Linked DNA regions of Homo sapiens: region 2 is linked to region 1. Evidence: read pairs that join two places in POLR2A ChIA-PET (ENCODE). Cell type or tissue: MCF 10A. All regions are shown on one strand. Region 1 has its middle 30 kb from the start of DENND2B. Region 2 has its middle 4.7 kb from the start of AKIP1.

Region 1 (4,000 bases):
GTCTCCATCATGAAATAAGTGAAATAAGACTTTAAATAAGTGAAAGACTTGAAATAAGTGCAGTGAAATAAGACTGTGAGCAGTCCCAAAAAATATTTATGACAATTTTTTTCCCATTTGGAACATTTGTTTAGCACAGTGATAGAGACCTGATGTGGTGTTTGCGCAGGGCAGATTGAATGCACTCCAAAAGGAAACCATAAAGGGTCGAGTCGATACCACACAGAAACACGAGGTGGTGGGATGAGTGGTTTTTCCACATTTTAATATTTTCCAGGATGACACTGAAAGCCTTACCCTTAGAGAACCCTGAGCCACCTAATAATTCATAACTCCAGACTCTTGAGAGGGAGAAATGGAGGTTTATACCATTAAATAGATGTTCTGGGCCTTTCCTAAGAGAGGCTGGAAAGAAATTGAGGGCAGTCATCGGAATGTGACCAGCACAGCAAGGTAAGGGACACTGCACGACTTTGATTCCTTGTGGAACAATGTCTTCTTAATATCAGTATTTCCAGCTCCCTGTTTTTAAAAAAGTCTCTAAAAAGCCTATCTTTTTTGGGAGGACAGGAGAGAAACCTGTCAAGGAAGTAATGAGTCAGCACCGGGGACCTACTATGTGCCGTTCACAACTTGATACTTTCGTGAACGGATTGTCTCAGAGAGGAGGAAATCATGACTCAGAGAAATTATGTAAATCACTGAAGATCCAGGATTTGAACTTTGGTTCATTTGATTGCAGATTTCTTTCTACTACTTTGTGATGCCGCCTTGTGCTGAAATCGTGGAGAATGGGGGATACTCTGGATTGAACTGGGGAACTCATGGTATCCAGCTAACTGGCCTGAAAACCCAAGTACCCTTGATCTGGAGGTGTTTGGGGAGAGGAAGAATGATGGTTAGAATAGAGGAATCGAGGAGAGAGACATCAGGAGTTGCTCAGACTGTTTCCGTTTCATGGAAAGGGAATTTTGTGCCATGTCATGTAGTCCATGGTGGTGGTTCGGAAGAAGTGGGTCCTGAATTCATCTGCTACCAGTTACCCAATGAAGGAAAATGGGAGAAATGTGGCATATGGGATTTTACAAAACACGTTTTTCTTTTATTTTGAGACATGGCCTTACTCTGTCACCTAGGCTGGAGTGCAGTGGTACAGTCATAACTCACTGCAGCCTCGACCGCCCAGGCTCAAGCAATCCTCCTGCCTCAGCCTCCTGAGTAGCTGGGAATACAGGTGTGTGCCACCATGCCTGGATAGTTTTTTAAATATTTAGATTTTTTTTGTAGAGATGAGGTCCCACTATGCTGCTCAGGCTGGTCTCGAACTCCTGAGCTCAAGCGATCCTCCAAGCTTGGTCTCCCAGAGTGCTGGGATTACAGGCGTGAGGCACCTGGCTTCACAAAAACACACGTTTTGTTTGTTTGTTTGTTTGTTTCTTAATTTGGACCAATATAGGAAAAATTTTAAATTTTTTTTTTAGGCAAAGGGACTAAAAACAAAAACCTCAAATCTATTATCATCTTCACAACATATAAGAAGAGACATTTGCAAATCAAAATAATAAATAAATTAAAAACAAGTCAAGAAAATGGGCTAATAAGACAGCAAAGAAAGAACCTTCCACTTGTCTATTATATAGTTAGGTTAGATTTAAGATGTTTGAATCATGGAAAATGACAGCGTAAGTTTCTTGATATTTGTCAGTTTGGGAATTTTTATTTAGTAGTGCAACATTAAGAGAAGTTTGACTGTCCAGCTTGTTTCATGCCTTTTTCTTTTAAAATCACAGTTACTGTTGGGAGTCCATTTTGACAGATTTTGATGAAAACAGTATCAACAAGCATTGTAATTTCACTCAATATGGAATATTCTGGTGGATGGCAAAAGGGGAGTGAGAACAGTTCTTAGGCTTTCAGTTCCGTGGCCAGGCCAGGAAGAAAGCAGGAGTAGCAGCTCCTGTGTGTGACTGGTGAGGGCTGCAGGAAGGGGCTGCAAGGACCTGTCTGCCAGTGCTTCCTATGTGGGGTGGGGCTGGATACTGCACAGCACCCTTCCTGCCCAATATGGAACGGGTAGGAGTCTTACTTGAGAGGGATGCTGTGGATGGTAAAAACTTTCATCTTGGCCGGGACTGATATTTAGGAGAGCCCCTCTTGTAAAGGAATTATCCTGTTTGGTTCTCCAAAAAGAGATCTACAGGAGAAGGCACAGACAAAGGCCCCATTGTTTTCTCCAGGGCAGCTGTTCATTGCGTTGGTGCTGGGAGGGGTGTGGGAAGCTTGCCCGACTCAGGCCTAGGTGCTCAGATGTGGGAGTGGTCCTGCCGTTCAGCCCTATTATTTTCTTCTGAGCCTTTCTTGTGGGGTCTTTTTGCAAACTGCATTTTCCTCCAAGCAGCAGAATCTTAGCTTCACCTTTTTTGTGGTCTTGGTGCCCTGGAATTTTGGTGAATGCTGAGTGCCTGGGAACAGAAAAGCCTGAAAGCACCTTGGGAACTCCCCAAGTCCCCTCTCTTTTGTCCAAGAGAATACCTACTTCTGCCTTTCCAGGGGCTGTGCTGGGGGAAGTGTGTGTGTTGGCCTCTCTGGAGAAGGGCATGCTGGCTTCCCTGGCCTGTTTACATTAGTCTCATTCTCGCTGCCCTTGATTACAAATGAGGCATTGGGCGGGGGATTTCCCTGCTTCCAGGGAGGTCACTCCTTCCTTTTGTCTGTGCTCTCAATTTTTCCACCTGGGGAAGAGCTGCCTTGAAAAAAAACCCCAAAACTCCCCTTAGCTTAACTCCTTGTCTCATAGACTGTCCAGTAAGTGGATCAGTTCATAATCAGGAAGCAATTCATCTGTCTCCTGAAATTCCCTTCCCCTGGGTTCTCTTAGTCCTTTTCTCATTCTCCTGTCTCTGCTGTAGTTATCAGCACTCCTTCCTAACAAAACAGTGTTCCCAACCCAGAGTCTGGTCTGCTCCTGGGTGCTTCTTGAGCTGAGGTGTTGATGCAAGGGTTCTGGACCTTAGGAATGTGTGTCCTGGCACTTTGAGTAGAATGGAAACCCTTTGAGGTTAAGAGCTCCAGGTTTTTTCCTTCCCTCTTCCCCACTCTGTATGTAATGCTTGTGAGAGGACAGGAGGGGTCACTGGGGAGGGGGACCACTGGTGGCCCAGTTTGCTGGTGTGGTCACCTCAGAAGTGAGGGAAAGCCTGTTGCCCTGAGCATGGGTAGAAAGCTGGCCTCAGACCCCTTTGCTCTTCTGTGGAACTCCCCGCCCACCTTTCTTGTTCAGTTGAACAGTGTCAATATCAGAGCCTCTAATACAATTAAGGGATCCTATTTGAAGCCCTTTCTTAAAGGTTATTGGAAAGTGTAAGTGAATTTTACTTGGTGGTAACAACCTTTCCACTCTTTTCACAGATTTCACACCCTTTGGAGAGTTTCTTTCTTGGATAATTCAGGTAGGTTTTTACCTTTTGTTTTTTAAATCAGTGGATCTAGTTCCATACAGTGACTTCTTCAGTTCCCCCGGCAAAGATCCTTGTTCGGGTCCCTTGAATTTCCTTCTGATTCCACTGATGATGCTCCTGGTTTCCCAGGGCTTCCATCTCATTCTCATAGATTCCTGTGTACCTTATCATGTTGCAAGCTTTATTCTAGCTTCTGTTAGGCCAAATTAGTATCCATTCTCTTTCTCTCTTCCTCCTTTTTTCTTCACTGGAAAGTTAATGTTTTGCCTTTGGGCTTTTTTTCTAAGCCAGGTTTCAGTTCAGACCTTGGTGCTGGGAGTAGGCTTGGATTCCTGTGTTATGTTGCTTCAGCATACATCTGTGTTGTAGGCCTAAGAATGGTCATTGCTTCTATGTTGCTCTGAGATTTTAGCTCCATATCCTTTTGATCAAGCTTTGTGTTGGTGAGCACTTTTTGTGTCCTTTAAGAATTCCTTTCCCGCCCCAAGGTCATGAAGATAGTCCTCCTAAGTTTTCCGTAAATGCTTTCCCTCTTAGATAAC
Region 2 (4,000 bases), 66 kb before region 1:
TTATTGTGAATATCAAGTAAGTTAATATCTATAAAGTGCATTTATAGTACTTGGTACATAGTAGGTGCTCAATAAATATTAGCTAGTATTATTATCTTAAGCTTCAGCCTGGTCTCCCAAAATATGCTCTCACTTACCCAGTATCATAGCCACACCTCATCTCATTTGTCTCTCTTCCCCATTCTATTTTAGTCATTCCAGTTGAGGCACTACTTTCTTTTTGTCAGGTCAGCTCTTTGAAACTTTTCCCAGTGGTTCCCAGTTGCCACCTCTGTTGCCATAGCCTTAAAAAAATTTTTTGTGTGTACTTTTCCAATCTAATTTAAATTATGTGTAGTTATGGTTTCTTCTCTCCCAATAGCCTTTCAATTCCTTGAAGGCAGAAACTGTTCCTTATTTGTCCCTAAACATTCCAGGACCTGTTAAGTAGCGGGTGTTCAGTAGCCATTTGTTGAAATTACTCTGATTTAATTTTTAAGTTAAATAGACTTCTGTTAGCCCACATAAAGAGGTGGCTTTGTGGTGGCTCACACCTGTAATCCCAGAAGTTCAGGAGGTTGAGGTGGAAGGATTACTTGAGGCCAGGAGTTTGACAGCAGCCTGGGCAACATAGTGAGACCCCTGTCTCTATTTTTTAAAAAATTAAAAAACTAGCCTGGCATGGTGGCTCATACCTGTAGTCCTAGCTACTCGGGAGGTTGAGATGGGAGGATTGCTTGAGTCCAGGATGTTGAGGCTGCAGTGAGCTATGATCGTGCCACTGCCCTCCAGCCGGGGCAACAGAGTAAGAACCTATCTTAAGAAAAAAAAGAGTTGGCTTTTCTATTAAAAAAACACCTACCTACATGAACTTTAATGAATGTAATGAATATTCAATTGTAACTACATTTTCTCAGAATTTAACATTTAGAAATTTATGGGAAAGAAGATGCTTGAAATGAAACTGAAACCAAAAGACTCTAAATTAAATCTTTGCATTTGTTTTTATTTTTCTATTTGTAAATATATTTGTAAATATATTTTTATATGTGCATATTTATAATTTTAAAGATTCATCCTGTAAACCACAGATTGAGAGACTTGAGAGATTCCTTTTTATCTTTTTTAAGATTGGCTGGGAATAATGATAGAACATGACCTACCATCAGGCCCCTTGTGGATCAAATATAGCCCACGCCAAATGAAAGCCACTGGTGAGAACTGAAAATGGAATTGTAAATGGAGAGAGGGCAACTAATTAGGAATGTGCCTGGTCAACAGGGAAATAGACTGTCAGTATTGACAGAAAAATAAACTATTGATATGAGTTTTTAATGACTTCTATCTTCACAAGGGTAAATTCACTAATGAGAACAGATGAAAGTTAGTTGTCAGGGTTCTATGTTTTGGAGGAGATGCGTTGGAAGAGGTCTTTAATTGTGAAATGGGGAAAGAGACTGGTGCTGTATTTGGGACTTTTTGAGGAGAAAAAACAAGTCCAGTGAAGAGCAATGTAAATTCCTTTTCTTTATGTGAAGGGGGCCAAAAAGGGTTAAAAACCCAGGATGCAAAAGTGGGTACTGTGCCAGAGTTAGACAGTGATTTATACTGTACATACCAGAAACTGTATAAATCATTTTATTTGACAAATGGTATTGTTATTTCTCCAGCAGACTTAAGAGCTTTGGAATCATCACAGCTTTGTAAGGTAGTATTACAGACTGAGTCATTAGATCATTCATTTTGCCTGATTACATCATCTCACTGGGTTATTGGGGGAATGAAAGAAACTCATTATCAAAATTGTCATCTTGATGATGTAGATTAAAGAAAATGAATCAAACTTCTGAGAATTAACTTTCACAATCTGTTTAAAATTGACTGGGAGTTAAAAAAATTGGTTGCAGAGCAGGAATGATTGAAATCTTGTCATTTTTAAAAGTCAGAGATCAAAGGAATAGTATTTGGAAGATATTTAATATAAACAGTTGAAATTTATGTAGAGTTTTTTTTTTTTTTTTTTTGAAGACTTCTTGGCTGGGCGCGGTGGCTCACACCTGTAATCCCAGCACTTTGGGAGGCTGAGATGGGCAGATCACGAGGCCAGGAGATTGAGACCATCCTGGCTAACACGGTGAAACCCCATCTCTATTAAAAATACAAAAAATTAGCTGGGCGTGGTGGCAGGAGCCTGTAGTCCCAGGGGAGGCTGAGGCAGGAGAACGGCGTGAACCTGAGAGGCAGAGCTTGCAGTGAGCCAAGGTCGCGCCACTGCACCCCAGCCTGGGTGACAGAGCGAGACTCCATCTCAAAAAAAAAAAAAAAAAAGAAAAAAAAGACTTCTTTATTGAGGTATAATGTACATATGATAAAATTTACCTGTCTTAAGTGTATATTTCAGTATTTTTTGTAAATTTACAGAGTTGTCAACATCACCAAAGTGCAGTTTTGGAACACTGTCATTACCTGAGAAAAATCCCTAGTGTATACCATATGCAGTCAGTTCTCAGCTCCTGCCTCTGGTCCTAGGTGACCAGTCTTCTGCTTGCTGTCTTATGAATTCGCCTTTTCTGGACAATTCATATAGATGGAATCTGATAATATGTGACCTTTTTTTGCCTGGCTTCTTTTAATTAGCATAATGTTTTTGAGGCTCACACATGTCGTAGCATGTATCAATACTTCATTCTTTTTTATGACTGAATACTATCCCGTTATATGAATATATTACATTTTGTTTATCCATTTACTGGTTGATGGTCATCTGAAATGTTTCTGGTTTGGGGCTATTTTGACTGATAATGCATAGTAAGACTTTGTGTGGACACATGTTTTCATTTCTCTTGGGAATACAGACTTGAGCCGCCGCACCCACACCAGATGTATGATTCATAAGTATTTTCTCCCAGGCTGTGTCATGTATTTCATTTTCTTAGTGGTGTAATTTGAAGTACTAACATTTAAAGTTTTGATGAACTCCAACTTATTAATTTTTTTCCTTTATAAATTGTGCTTTTGGTGTTATATCTAAGAAATCTTTGCCTAACCTAAGGTCATGAAAATTTTTTTTGAAGATTTTTTCTATGTTTCCTCCTAATAGTTGTATATTTTAGTTTTTACATTTAACTCTATGCCATTTTGCATTAATTTTTATGTGCATTATGAGGTAAGGGTCTAGATTCATTTCTTTTCATGCAGATGTTCAATTTTCTCAGTATCATTTGTATAAAAGACTATCCTTTTCTCATTAAATTCCCTTGGCAACTTTGTCAAAAATCAATTCACCATAAATGTAAGAGTTAGCTTTTAGACTTTAAATTATGTTCTATTGATCTATATGTCTGTCCTTATGCCATATTATACTGTATTGATTATTGTAGTTTTGTAGTAAGTTTGGAAATTGGGAAGTATATCAACTATGTTCTTCATTTTCAAAATTATTTTTATATTCTAGTACAGTCATTATTTCCATAAAATTTAAATTCAGTTTGTCAACTTCTGTGTAACAACTGTTGATGTTTTGATAGAGATTATATTGAATTCACAGATTAATTGAGGAAGAATTGCAATCTTAACAATATTGGGTTTTTGAATTTATGAACATGGAATGTCTGTCCATTTATTTCAGTTTTCTTTATTTTTTTTACTAATATTGTGTAGTGATTAGTGTACATATTGCACTTCTTTTAACAAATTTATTAAGTATTTTTATGCTGTTGTGAATGAAATTGTTTTCTCAATTTCATTTTCAGATGAAATTATTACTAGTGTATAGAAATATAGTTGACTTTTTCATATTGATATTGTATCCTGTAACCTTGTTAAACTCATTTACTTGTTCTAAGAATTTTTTTGTGGATTCTTTAGGATTTTCTGTATACTGGATCAGATCTTCTGTGAATAAAGAAAGGCTAACTTTTTTCTTTTCAATCAGGACTTCTTTTTCTTGCCTAATCGCACTGGCTTGAACCTGTAGTACAATGTTGAATAGAAGTGGCAAGGGGAACATCTTTGCCTTGTT

Evidence for each region. Peaks named below come from ENCODE experiments on the same cell type or tissue, not always from the same donor. Only the 100,000 strongest peaks of a DNase experiment are listed, where the experiment ranks them.
Region 2: POLR2A ChIA-PET joins it to region 1 with 6 read pairs; 7 of 35 experiments call an interaction of 5 or more read pairs at or near these places.

What each region holds. Positions count from the first base shown.
Region 1 is chr11:8,838,759-8,842,758 of GRCh38, reverse strand. It overlaps a transcript of DENND2B not described here. Among named protein-coding and RNA genes, the nearest start is that of DENND2B, 30 kb to the right of the region's middle. In MCF 10A, no CTCF peak of the experiment used is centred here; no DNase peak of the experiment used is centred here.
Region 2 is chr11:8,904,513-8,908,512 of GRCh38, reverse strand. It overlaps a transcript of DENND2B not described here. Among named protein-coding and RNA genes, the nearest start is that of AKIP1, 4.7 kb to the left of the region's middle. In MCF 10A, no CTCF peak of the experiment used is centred here; DNase peaks (open chromatin) are centred at 1,602 and 2,822.